2 separate regions of the Homo sapiens genome follow, and region 1 is linked to region 2. A link is an interaction called in ENCODE POLR2A ChIA-PET data of the cell type or tissue named here. Cell type or tissue: GM12878. All regions are shown on one strand. Links, peaks and the distances in the headings refer to the core of each region. The heading gives the core; the rest is flanking DNA. Region 1 overlaps TNIK (TRAF2 and NCK interacting kinase). Region 2 overlaps TNIK (TRAF2 and NCK interacting kinase).

Region 1 (7,040 bases), core at 2,239-4,738, 74 kb after region 2:
AGTAGGGCTGGGAAGCCTTTAAGACAGACATGGACAGATGGCTCTTCTGGCCTTGAGTCTTGGCCTTGAGACTCATTAGCTGTGTGAGCTTAAGCAAGTCATTTAGCTTTTCTGGGCCTTGGTTTCATGTATAACGAAGAGGTCTGGCTAGAGGGTCTCCAGAGTTCCTTCTAGATATGACATCCTTTAATTCTAAGTAGAGCACTAGTCTGGATAACCTCCACAAGTTGCTTCCATGAATCCACTTACAGCCTGTGCTTTTCCAACTGCAAAACTGTTACAGCAATACTCTAAACCATTAGCAAAATGATTTATACGGAATGCCTAACATTATTAAGGTACCCATGTGGCCTGGTGGCATTGCTTGGTGTAGTTGATGTGTTGAAGGATGTAGACACATGCACATTTTATACCATTCTCTCATTAATTCAGAGCCGCAAGGTTTTAGCAGGTTCTCACTGCCTCAGTGAATGATGATACAAAATTTCTAATAGTGATGAAAAGAGGATGAGATTTTCTGTTAGGGATGGACATGGATTGGCACTCGTGTGCTCAATTTTGATTTGAAGTATTTAGAATGCTTTAGTCCAAAATACTTTCATTCCACCTCATATTGTATCAATGAGTTGCCAAATAACTTGATGCACAACCCCCTCATGACTTGTAGTTTTTAGATCTCATAACACCCTTAATGACTTCGTGATTATAAGGCACTTTCAAGTAATTAAACCATCAATAGTTACTATTCTGGGTTATTTGTAACCTGTAAAATGAAACCCCGCCAGGATTACAGGCACAGAATTTAGGGCTCTTCACGGTTTTTAACTATTTTGTACATGGGAAACATTTGAGACTCTTTAATAAAAAGAATAACCAATTAACTGTGGTATTGAGATTGTATTTCTTATCTCTGTAGTTTAACCTTAAGTATAATTTCATTAAATCTGCTTGGATATTTTGCATATGCAAAAAGAAATATCTGCTGTTCGGCAAGCAAATATATGCTTACTACTACATAGGAGCGTTGTTGGTGGTGAGGGTCTAGAATGGGGTCATTACAACCTCTGCTGCTGGGTGCAGTGGCCTCTGATATTGCTTCGGATCTTGGTCCTGTTGCTCACTTTGCAAGGAGAAGCACAGAACTACTGTGTCCATTTTGTTCCTCTCTACAACAAAGGCAGACAAGTGTAGCAGCTGGTTACACAATTTTTCTAGATAAATTACAAAATGTCTGTTACAACAATCATGATAATAATAACCATATCATCTTTGTGGACAGCAGGGAAGAGTTAGGAACTCCATATGTGAAGAACTCAGTCTCCTTTAAGGAGAAGGTGACTTCTTGTTTTAGAAAACTTGCCCGTTACTGTTTAACATCTTCGAGTTGATACTTCGAGTATGGCTTGAGAAATTCAGTTTTGATCTGTGCATCACATTCAGGGAGGTGGTATGAGGCTCCTAGCTGAATTTATCTTACTGGAAATCTTTTTAGTGGTACCTCTTTCTCTTATCGTAGAACGTACATACAGTAATTACCCCCTTAGCCATTTTAAGTGAGCATACAATTCAGCAGCATTAAGTACATTCACATTGTTGTGCAACCTTCACCACTACCCATCTCCAGAACTTTTTCATCATCCTCAACTGAAACCCTGAACCAGTTAAATATTAACTCCCCATACCCTACTATCCCTCACTCCACCCCATGCCCTGATCTCTGTTTAAAAAAATACTGTTAGTAAACTTAAAACTTAATTATAGAGGTGGTGGTTTCCTGGGTCATGTCCTGCAACACTGGATCTGCAACAAGCTTGAAATGGGTCTGCATGTCTGTCTGTCCTTACGTTGGCGTTCCTCCAAGGTACCTCACCAACAGCCCACTTTATTATCTGCAGGTGACTGACCGCCCCACAACTGCAGGGCTGCATCTTGTTCTAGGAAGCTGAAACCAGCTGAAGCCCTTGATTTTTCTACCCTGTTTATATCTAAATAAAACGATCCTTCTCAGGTAGAAGTCCACAAAAAATACGCAAGCATTTTGTATGAATCCTAAAAGAATATTGTGTATGTTTTCTGATATGGTTTGGCTGTCTCCCTACCCAAATCTCACCTTGAATTGTAATAATCCCCGGTCAAGGGTGGGGCCAGGTGTAGATGATTGAATCCTGGGGGCAGTTTCCCTCATACTGTTCTCGTGTAGTGAATAACTCTCAAGAGACCTGATGGTTTTATAAAGGGGAGTTGCCCTACACAAGCATTCTTGTCTGCACCATGTAAGATGTGACTTCGCTCCTCATTCACTTCCGGCCATGACTGTGAGGCTTCCCCGGCCATGTGGAACTGTGAGTCAATTAAACCTCTTTCCTTTATAAATTACTCAGTCTCAGGTATGTCTTTATTAGCAGTGCAAAAACAGACTAATACATTTTCTATATTAAAATGTCTGGGCTGTGGTTATTTTTATTACAATTTTACAAATGAGATTTCTCTTTACCTTAAATGTATCAACTATTTTTTAAAGCAGCAAAACATTTTTCCCCCACAGGAAACTCCAGTATTTGACACAATAGCAGGATGTTCTGGGAGGATAGTTAGGATCTACCTCATGGAGCCGTCCCTTTGCCGACACAACACTCCCCGATGCACCTCTACCTCCCTCCACAGAGTAGCCCCACACTTGGAGCTCCAGGGAGCACAGTTCTACATCCCCAGTCACAGGTTCCTATGACATGACCTCTGCCTCCCCCTCCAGCCTCATCTACGGCCCATCCTGATTCCCACTGTGTCCATCTATGGTAGCACATTGCGGGGCATTCGTGCACACTGCACACGGTGTCTGTTTATCCGTGCTGTGCCCTTCCTCACCCCCTGTTGGCTAGCAACCATACTATATCCTTAACACTTGGTTCAGGCAGCACCTGCCCAATGGGGTTTGATGGTTTTCCCTGCCTCTTCTCTCCGTACTCTGACCTGTTTGTAATCCTCTGTCTGGCTGTCTCCTATTCCAAACTGAGTCAGGGACATTACCTTACTGTTTCTCTAGTACCAATACAGAGTAGGTAGTTATAAATATGTACCAAAAAAAAAAAAAAAAAAGTACAGAGGCTGAGGCAGATGGATCACCTGAGGTCAGGAGTTTGAGACCAGCCTGGCCAAAATGGCAAAACCCCGTCTCTGCTAAAAATACAAAAACTAGCTGAGTGTGGTGGTCTGGGCCTGTAATCCCAGCTACTCGGGAGGCTGAGGCAGAAGAATCACTTGAACCTGGGAGATGGAGGTTGCAATGAGCTGAGATCATGCCACTGCACACTCCAGCCTGGGCCACAAAGGGAGACTCCATCTCAAAAAAAAAAAAAAATTCTGCTGAGTTTGGAATGCCCTAACTCAGTGAGATATGTTTAGGTTTGCTTCATCTCAACTGTTTGAGTATATAAATTAAGGAGACTGACACAAAATATAATATTTAGTAGCCAACAGCAGTTTGATACCTGATAAGTAAAAACAGTGTCCGCCTACCATCTAATATGACAGAAGAGAATAGGACAAAGAAAAAAATTGTTTTCCCTTCTTTTTAAAACTGGCTTTATGATTCTAAGGCTGTTTTTGTGGCTAAGCACAAAGAACCACAGCTCATCTGAACTTTTAAATAGCCCATTGCACACTTTTGATATCAGAGATGGGTTTTTGGAGGTTGTTTTCCATCTTCTACCATGTCTTTGGGACTGTAGAGTTAAACGTTGACATCACTGATATCAATCATAAAACATAAAACAATGGTTTTGAAACCTTCATATTCATTATTTCATTTGACCTTCACAGTAACCCCATAAGTTAGATAGAAGAGGTATGATTAACCTTGTCTTAAAGGAGAGAAATTTAGGTCTGAGAGTTTATAAATGTCTTCCCTTGAAGCCCCCAGGTAAGTAGTAGAGCATGACTCCTGATCGAGTCGCCTAAATTATCTTACCTCCACTCAGAAGTTTCCCAGGAGGAAATTTGTGTATAACATCTCCTTAAATGTTTGGCAAAGATTGGTTTTGCCCTGCCCTTCCATTGCATGTTTAGAATATTTTAAGTAGATTCTTGATAAGTCTGAATTTATACTATAGAGCAGCGATGCCATAGCCTGTTTCAATATATAGTGCTTCTCATCTTTATAGCAAAAATACTAAAAGGTGATTCATGGCTTGGTGATTACTCATTGATTTCTTAGTAAATGGGGACACTGTGTTTTTGTACAACAAACACAATTGTGTTTTCCCAGAAAGATAAGAAGTGGATTCTTTTCCACCTACAAAAAAGGAAGCGGCATACCTTGGGCTACTTACATTTTACAATATAAAATACATCTGTGTTGATTATTTAAGGGAGTTGGTTGCCTCGTTTCTCAGAAAGGAGGAAGAAATTTCTAGACTTCTTAAAAAATCAGCTCCAATAGCCAGGTGCATTATGATTTTTTTTTCCCCCCAGAAAAACTCTATATTCAGACTGGAGCTTGATAAATGTTTGTTGAAATGAATTGAATTGATTTATTCGCTCAGCTTCAGTTGTGTGATTTTGTGAGCAAATGGATGAATCTTACTGCTCTGGAGACCACGCAAATATTTGCCAGGTGTATAATTTGTACTTTTCCTCTATTCCAAGCAGGGGGAAGGCCAGTTACCTGTTACCTGGTGTGGCATTGTAGCAAGTTGCTTACTCTTTGCTTTTATATTTCCTCCTTTACAGGGATGCCTAGGTTTGTGTGTTTGGGGTTGAGGGTGGGGAGAGACAATGAAATAGAGGATGGAAAGAAAGAATTTCTGGGTATTGTAGAGGAGGATGACCTGGCTACAATACCGAGATGTAATCTCTTGGATAATTTGCATGACTGCAAGTTAGGAATACCTGTGACTCTCTATTTCCGTTTCCATTAAGGATCACATTATTCACTTTTTTCCTTACAGGTTTTAGTTATATAACATCAGTAACCCAGGAATGCTAGAGATGCCTCTATCAGATACTTTCATGACAAGTTTTAGCCAGAGTTATCTCATTCTTTCTCTTTGTCAAAATAGTGAAAGTTAGTGAAAACAGGACAGTGTGTCCTCTTCTTTGGGTGGAGGCAAAGCTGATTTTATATTCTCTTCAAAAGAGTTGCAAATTAGGCAGATTCTGATTTCTCCCCAGCTAACACTTCTGGTGATTTCAGCTGGAGAAAATGAATGTTTTGTGGCCTAAATGTTTAGTACATTTTGTTCTACCATTTTGTACCCACTTGTGAACTTATGAAGAGACACTTCAAATACTTCAGAACTTCAAAACCTTTCCATTCCCTCAAGAAACCTATCACAGAAGCCAATCACCAAAGCCTCCCTCCTGCTCCATATGAATATGCCCCTCTGAGAGTGCTTCAGGGAGGAGGTGCCTGAAGCCAAGCCCTCTGAGGCAACCCCAGCTTTCATGGTCTGCTGTAGGATGGGGAAATGGGATGAGCAGATGATTAATACGGAGCCATGGCTGCTCTGTCCTTGGGGTTCCAGTTTATCTGTTGCTCAGAACAAGATTTGCTTGAATAAGACGAATGCCTACGGTTAATCAGCTGAGTAAATAGTCATAAATTAAGATGTGACCAAGAATCCAGTGTTCACAGGGGATGGGGGAAAATACAAGACAGAAAAGACAAAAACAAAAAAAAGTCTGCTAACAGAACCCAAAACAGAATAGCAACATTGAAAACAGAACGCTCTTTGAGTATTGTTTTCTAGTCTAGAAGCATAGGAGATTTATGGCTACCTGATTAAGTTGATGAGTAATACTATGGTCAGATGTGCTCTTTGAAATTTGGCCTAAGTACTATGCATCATGGTGTTACCTCTCTCTGAAATCTATATATTTGTGAATAGCTAAAAGTAAGATAGGTATTGACAATGTTTTCTTTCACAGCCCAATCACTACTTAAATTATTTCTCCCTCAGCAGTCTTAATCTACATTCTCAGTGTTGAAGAAACTCCTTAGTCTGTGCAACAGTCTCTAGGGAGTATCTTTGCATTTCTAACAATCAACTCTGGAGATTAATTGGGATTATGAGGCCCATTTGCTCATAATCATAAGATTTCAGTGTCTGACTCAGGATCTTGTTTCTCAGGAAGCCCAAGGGTAAGGACACAGAGAACTCCTAGGCTTTAGTCTTGTGTCAGCCGAGTCCTGCTACAAGCTGCCCTTTTGGCCCTCCGAGGTCCTGGAGGTTTTCTTTTGAAATTTCCTTGAGGAACACGGCTCAGGTAGTGGACCAGCTCAGGTGCTCTAATTTCAGTGTGAGTCTGTGGGCAGTTGCACTCAACTACTTCTCCGTGGCTGGTGTCTGTTTCCAAAGTAAATACAGGGGAGAAAATCCCCTTTTTACAATCAGCAATTTGGGTTAGAGCAGAAGCAGTGAAAGTGCCTAATGCTGAAAATTAGTTTTTTAAAACAAGGATAGCTATACAAAGGTGTGTAAATCTACATATATATTACATATATATAATGAATTTGGTGTTTGTGCTGAGTTCTATGCTTTACTGGGAGTGAGTTTCTAAATTGTTATCAGTTCAAGAAAATTTTTTTTTCTTGGTAGCGCAGTGTCACCCTAAGACATGAATGTGGTCTTAAGGGCTGATTTTGCTAGAATAATGGCACTTTATACTAACATACACCTTTTGGGGGCATTTGGAGGGTAGAGGATATCTACAAAAAATTCTCCAGAATAAACATTTTAAGAAATCATAGATATTAACTCTGAAGAAGTACCAGGACCACAATCATTACTGCCTACTATTACTAAGAGAAGAAAAAATAAGTTAACTTTTTAACTCAGCTTGGATGAAGGCTGGGCATCCAAAATAAAAACTTTGATTTGTAGGCAAAACACCCATGTGGAAGGTCACATTGCAGAAGAATATTGCTGTCTTCCTAGACTTGAACCTCAGAGGTTAAGATGAGTTCAGAACTCTTGATAGTTTAAGAGCCATCTCTTTATTTTTTTTAATCCTGAGTCATCTCTTGTAGTCAGGTGTTTCAT
Region 2 (7,040 bases), core at 1,592-4,091:
GCTTCTGCACTCCAGCCTGGGTGTCAGAGTGAGACTCTGTCTCAAAAAAAAAAAAAAAAAAAAAAAAAAGGAAAAAGAAAAGAAAACAGATATTCTTAATAATAATAAGTGTAAAATATCTAGAAATTAATGTAATAAGAAATCTGCAGGACTTATATGAAGAAAAAATTAAAACCTAACAAGGGACATACTAAAGGCCTGAATTAATGCAAAAATATCTCATGTTTCTGAATAGGAAAATTTAGTAATATTATTCCCATATTAATATGGAATTTCAATAAAAATATCAAGCAGGAATTTGTTTTAGGATCTGAAAAAATTATTTTAAATTTTATTTGGAAATATCAGATAAGAATAGCTTTTTAATCTGCTGTTATAATTTGTGTTTTTGTTGCACACGTGTATGTGCATGTGTGTGTATGTCTGTGTGTGTGTTCTGTGTCTGTGATGCAATATTTGCCGCATAAAAGTTTTAACAGTTATACACAGTAGATTTTGATTTTTATTAATATAAGCACTCTGTTTCAGGTAATGACTTTTCCTAAGAATTACATCTGGTTTCATAAGGTGTTTTGTTTGTTTTACTTTGTGTTTGCTCAATTATGTATGATTTTCCTTTTCTTTCTATAATTTGTCTTGATTTGTTTTTGCTGTATCACTTGAAAGCAGCATATATAGTAAGATTTACTTTTTGAACCCAATGTAAGAGGTTTCTTTTAAAGGAGGAATTTAAACCATTTGGTTTTACAGCCATAAATGATGTGTTTGATCTCTTCTCATTTTATTTATTCTACTTTCTTTAGTGTTTTCTTTGTTTTTCTATATAGACTGTTTTCAAAAATCCAATTTGAATATATACTTAAACCTGTAGTTCTCTAATTATGCAAATTAATTAAAAAAGGAATCCTTTAATGTCCCCATTACATAAAAAAGAGTCAAGTTAAATTTTATTTCTCCTACACTGACCTCATCCTTCCAGTGTTTGTTAATTCAATTTGATGCTATAGATTAAAAATACATTATATTATCTGATATCAATTTAATATTATATGCTTCTTATTTTTTGTTTTAAATTAAAATGTGAAGATATTAAGTACAACTCATTGTTTTTCAAGGATGCTTTTAGCCTTTTGCATTAAATTGGTCATTACATGAAATTAGGCATTTCCTGCTCTATTATATTGAGTTCTTTATTTTGAGTTTTTATTCACTTAGCTGGAATGTATACTTGGAATAGATTTTTATGAGAATGTTATACACGTGCAGTGTTTTATGAGGCTTCACATTGCTTAAAATGTTTCTTTTGCCTTTTTTAAATGAACAATAATTTGTCAGGGAATACAAGGATTTTATCATAAACTTTTGCTACCAAACTTAGATGGTTCATAGGCTAATGGTGTTTAATATTGTGAAAGAGAGGCTTAGGGCTAATTTGATATCTATTACTTTGTAGTTAACCTGATTTTCCGTCTGGTTAGTGCTATGAGTTTGGGAAAATAATGGAAATTACTTTTTTAGGCATAGATATAGGGTTTGTTTTCAGTTATTTTGCTTAGTACTCACTGTAGTTTTGCTCCTGGGAGCAGGTTTTTGTCCACATGTGAATATTTATCTTTACTATTTTTATTTTTGGTTCTGTTCCTTACTATTGAATTTCTTCCTACTTAGTTTGGATCTCTGTGCTGTATGTTCCCTCTCTATCACCTTTTCCTTATTTATTTTTGTATCCGTCTTTTGAAATTGCATCTGGTTGTGATCATGTTTGTCTTTCACAGCATAGGTATTATTTTCCACAAGTCGATTGTGTTCTGTATTGCCTCCAGCTTTCCTCTTGCATCTTAGGCTTCCTTGTATTCTTTCTTTTCATTTGTGTCCTCATTTCAATCTTTTCTTCTCTTTTGGCTATTGCCTCTTGTCTTAAGGAGGCCATCTTCTCTTAGAGTTCTTTTGGTTTGGAAACACTATTAAAAATGCATACTAAAATTTTTATATATTACGTTTTGCATGTTTTCTTCTGAGTTGTCAAGATACAATACAAAATAAGGAAAATCAATCATTTCCCAGTGTCACACAGGCTTATTGTTGTGTTTCTGTGTATGCATTCTCAAAAAGAGGTAATTAACTAGTCTTGGGATTTGCCAAAAGGCAGGATGTAAGTTGCCAGCCTGGGTGGCAGCCTTTTGGTGGGTGACTTGAGCAAACTCTAATGTTAATCTTCATGTGTTTGAATTCTGTGTAGAATGTACTAAATTTCTCTGTGACTCAGTTTTCCTATCTGTAAAATGGGAATAATGATTTTACCAATTTCATAGGGTTGTTGTGTGGATTAAACAAACTGATATATGAAAAAAAAGACGCAAAAGCAGTATCCTCCTAAGTGGAGAAGTAAGTTACTGTACTAATGCATGCATAAAACAAAAATATGGTCCTAAAATTATTTTTAGATTTTAAAACTTAATGTAGGCTCATTAAAAAAATTGAATATTACAAGAACAGTAAATAGAGAGTAAAAAGAACATGTAAAATCTTCACTCAGAGGAATTATCAGAGGAATCCCTGATAATATTTTGGCATATTTCTCTCCAGTATTTCTGTTTATTAGAAAATTATATTAAAAAGAATGTACTTGTATGGAACCCTGGACATTTTGGCAATAAAACTCTAAAGACGCTAAATATATAAAAATACGTCAAGATCTATCATAGCAGCTACCACTGTATTCTGTTTGCAATAGACATGAAGAAAAAGTTTGTTGATATGGGGGATAAATGGAGCATATTATACTATTCCAAGACCTTTTTATGTTAATCATTATTTTCCTTTTTATGTAGGAGACAACATTTTCATTTTGGGCTCTTCTTTTGTAAGAAAGTTCTTACAAAAGAAGATTCTTTGCTTAATTAATTTAACCTTTCTGAAATATAGGTTTCTAAAGAGCCAAAACAAGCAGGACGGACCTATGAAATAAGTGCGTAATTCATTATTACTGGGTTTCTTCAAAGCATAATGTTAAATCTGGTTCAGCTTGGTGTGGCTCTACTTTTTATCTTCTGCAACATGCAAATTGATTAAAATTAAGGTCTACTCTTCTCTTGGCAGGAATTTTTATTTAGCTATCTTCTCCTGTATTCACCATGAAGGTGTAATCTGAAAACTCAACTATATTTCCAAAGTTGAAATGTAAAGGAAATGTAAAAGAAGATTCTCATCCAATTAATAAGATTAAGCTATTTAATATTAAATGATTTATTACTAAATAAAAACATTTATTTTTGTTATTCATTTAATATTAAATTAAATGATTTTAAACAAGCTCTTGATTAAAACAATATTAATTTCATTTCTTTTTTTTTTTTTTTGTCTGTTTTTTGAGACAAGGTGTCACTCTGGGCCAGGGCTGAATGCAGTGGCACAATCTTAGTTCACTGCAACCTCAAATTCCTGGGATCAAGCAATCCTCCCACCTCAGCCTTCTAAGTAGCTGGGACTGCAAGTCCACACCACCACTCCGGGCTAATTGTTTTATTTTTTGAGAGACAGACCCTCCCTATGTTGCCCAGGTTGGTCTCAAACTCCTGGCCTCAAAGGATCCTCCCACCTCAGCCTCCCAAACTGTTGGGATTACAGGGATGAGCCACTATGACAGGGCTTATTTTCTTGGTTCACGTTAAAAAACAAAGTATTTTCATTGTTTAGCGTAAAGGCATTTTGTTTTTACTTTTGTTTTTTAAAATTAGGTGTAGAGGTAAAATTCACTTGATGTATATTGCGATGAAACTACTTGAAACAGTATTGCAAAACTCAAGTTTCTTGAGGGATAGCTATATGCTAAATACCGTATTTGGTGTTTTGCATATTATTTAGTTGACAAGATCAAACAACGTAAGGCGGTATTTCATGTCACTAGTTTTTAAACTTTAGCGTGCATAGCCTTACCTGGGGAGCTTGTGAAATTACAGGGAGGTGGGCTCTATCTACCTCTAGAGATTCTGAATCAGTAGGTCTGGGATGGGTCCCCAAAATTTGCATTTTAACAAAATGATGCTGCTGCTGCTGCTGCTTTCAGGATCACATTTTTAGAATCACTGTGATGAGCCACACAGGAGTGGTAAGGACAGCAAATTGCAGGGTGTTCGGGGGAGGAATGCTGCAAACCACTCTTGGTTAGAATGTATGTGAAAGGCTTCTGGGGCGAGGTAGGATTCCAGCAAGACCTTGATGGGCAATTAACATAGAGTAGAGAAGAGGGGATGGAGGAGAGAACAACCAGAGAGGGAATTGTGTAAGCAGTGATATGGAGGTAAGAATGTAAAATGCTTGTTTGAGGGATGGCAAGACCATCTGAAAGGAAGAAGTGATTCTTGCTGTATTAGGGAATAAGATTGAACAGGCTAATAGGGGCTGGATTTTTGAAGATGTTTAATATCTGGTTGAAGAGTTGTACTGTACTTTGCCTAGGCAAGGAACTGGAGGTGGGGTAATCTAAGAATTTCAAAGGGGAAAATGTACCTAGTAGAAAACATATTTAAAAGGAAAATAGAAATAGCCAAAATCAGGCCCTAGCTAGTATTCTTTTGCTCTCTCTCCCTTCTTCTCTCTTAACTTCTGAAGGTTATGTGGAGCCAATAAATATTATTTATTAGATGAGTGACATGGGCACAATAGTGTTTTAGAAAATTAAGCTGGTGGCATTGTAGAATGAATTGTAGAGGGCAGAGGGAGACTCTAGTAGATATCCTAGGCTTGAAGAGGTGAAAGTTCTTATTTGGGGATCATGATACCCTTAAAATAAGTAGGGCAGTTAAAATAACGCAGCTTGCTTTGTGGAGGGATGGTTAAGATGGAGTGTTTGGTTTTGGCTTGGTGAACTTCGTAGGGCAGGATGACTTCTAACTGGAATGTGTAGCTCGTGGTTGTGGATCTAAAGCTGGAGCTTGGGAGACAGGTGGAAACTAAATATAGGAATACAGTACTTGATGGAATGATAAATTCATTCATTTGTTCAATTAACAATGTCTCAGTCACTGAACTGGGTGCTAGAGACCCTATAAACAGTCATAAAGACTATGAGTGTAAGGTCTTGGCAGTGTAGCTTCAGGGGGACAAGGGACAGAATTCAGAGGATGCTGTGTTTGAGAGAAGAGAAGAAAAAGGAGGAGACAATGAAAGAGAAAGAGGAGGCTATGGAAGGAATGATCACAGCCATCACATGTAAATCAGGATGTTAGATCTCCCACCATGGAGAGAATTTGAGGAAGGAGGTAATAATGGGCAGTGCCAAATGCTGCAGCACAGAATTGCAGCTACTGGCCTGGATGACTAGAGTATGCTGGTTGCCCTGCGGGAGTGCTCTTTGGAAGCAGAGTTATCTGTAGTGGAATGGGGTGGGGGTGGGGGCGGAGCCCTTGAGAAAGTGAAGACCCTGGATTCAGAGCAATTGTTCAAGAAATTTAGTGTCGAGCATTAAGAGAGATTAGGACAGCAGAAAGCTAACATGCTTTCTTTTCTTAAAGTGAGGAAGACCTTTGGTCGGTTGACCACAGGGGGCAGGAAGCAGTGGTGGGGGAGAGATAAAGCTATGACCCTGCAGTCTTGCTTATCTCAATACAGAGCTGCTCCATTTTTCTGGTTTCTGGGGGCCTAGTCCTTGGGAGTAACTTTGACTCCTCTCTTTCTCTGCACTGATCATTAGATCCATCAGAAAACCTTTTTGGTATTTTATCTTCTTGAAAAATATAGCCATAATCCAACTACTTCTCACATCTATGCAACTATCAACTTTCTCCTGAATTATTGAAAGTCTCCGAACTCATCTCCCTTCTCCTTCCTTGACCTTGAGTCTGTTCTCATCCAGTGTCTAAAGTGATCCTAATAAAGCTTAAGTTGGATAATGCCACTGCACAAAATCCACCAGGGTCCCCCTCTCTTTTATTATTCACTAGAGTAAGTATTGAATTCCTTGCAGTAACCTACAAGGCCCTGCCAAACCTGACCTGCTCCCCCAGCCCCCAGCACCAAACACACACCCTCCTCATTCCTCAAGCTCAAGCCCTCCAGGAGACTGCAGCGTCCTCTCACGTAGGAGTGCTCTTCTCCAAATACCTGCTTGGTCTTTCTCCTCTTTTGGGTCTTTGTTCACATGTCATCTTTTAAGTGAGACCTCCCAGGACACTCTTTTATAAGTTGTAACTCCATGGCGCTTATCACCTGACTTAAGTATTTTATTCCTGTCCCTGCCCACTAGGCTGTAAACTTCACAAGGGTGAGCCATCTTTCCCTTGATTTTGTTCGTTGTTATAGTACCAGTGGCTAAAACGCCTTTTAGAAAGGTAGCACTAAGTGAATTTTTAACTAATGCGAGAGAAAGCAGGCATAGCCATTGAGGGAGACAAGGCTTAGAGGGTAATAATAATAGCACTTTTGTTATGCACCCTGCTCTGTGGCAGGTGCTTTAATATGTTGTTGTATTTAAATCTTATAACTGCCTTGCACGGTGGGCATTATACTCCATTTTACAGCTGAGGAAACTGAGCATTGGGCACATGGTTAATAAGCGTATAAGCTAGTAGATTACAGAGGCAATCTAATATGCCTAAGAAAAGGGGATCAAAGGCAGAGGATTTAATCTTAGAAGTTAGGAAGGATTTTTCTCAAATAGGAAGAAAGGAAGAGAAGAAACATAAGAGCTGAGATGGAAAGGAGAATGTGCGAGGAAATCTTTTTTCTGATGACCTTGATTTTTCTTAGTAAAGAAGGAAGCCAGCTTTTCTGCTGAGATGGAGAGGAGCTGACTGGGGATTTCAGGAGGGCAGGAAAGGTATGAAGTAGACCTATCTGGGCAGTCTGATGAAGATATAGATTAACAGTGGGATTCCTGAGATGTGTTTACGGCCCAGCTAGAATAATACATCAACTAACAAAAGGATGTTAGCAATAGATGGTGTCTTTGTGATCAATTAATCCAGCTCCCAAATTTTATGCTTTATCATTCTGTATCCCTTTCGTCTGTGATCTACCAAGACCCTGGGCACTTCCACTTA

Evidence for each region. Peaks named below come from ENCODE experiments on the same cell type or tissue, not always from the same donor. Only the 100,000 strongest peaks of a DNase experiment are listed, where the experiment ranks them.
Region 1: POLR2A ChIA-PET joins it to region 2 with 7 read pairs; 3 of 35 experiments call an interaction of 5 or more read pairs at or near these places.

What each region holds. Positions count from the first base shown.
Region 1 is chr3:171,353,608-171,360,647 of GRCh38, reverse strand. All of the region lies in intron 2 of TNIK (TRAF2 and NCK interacting kinase), which reads left to right. Among named protein-coding and RNA genes, the nearest start is that of TNIK, 100 kb to the left of the region's middle. In GM12878, for the core only: no CTCF peak of the experiment used is centred there; no DNase peak of the experiment used is centred there; H3K27ac peaks cover 173 bases.
Region 2 is chr3:171,426,967-171,434,006 of GRCh38, reverse strand. All of the region lies in intron 1 of TNIK (TRAF2 and NCK interacting kinase), which reads left to right. Among named protein-coding and RNA genes, the nearest start is that of TNIK, 30 kb to the left of the region's middle. In GM12878, for the core only: no CTCF peak of the experiment used is centred there; no DNase peak of the experiment used is centred there.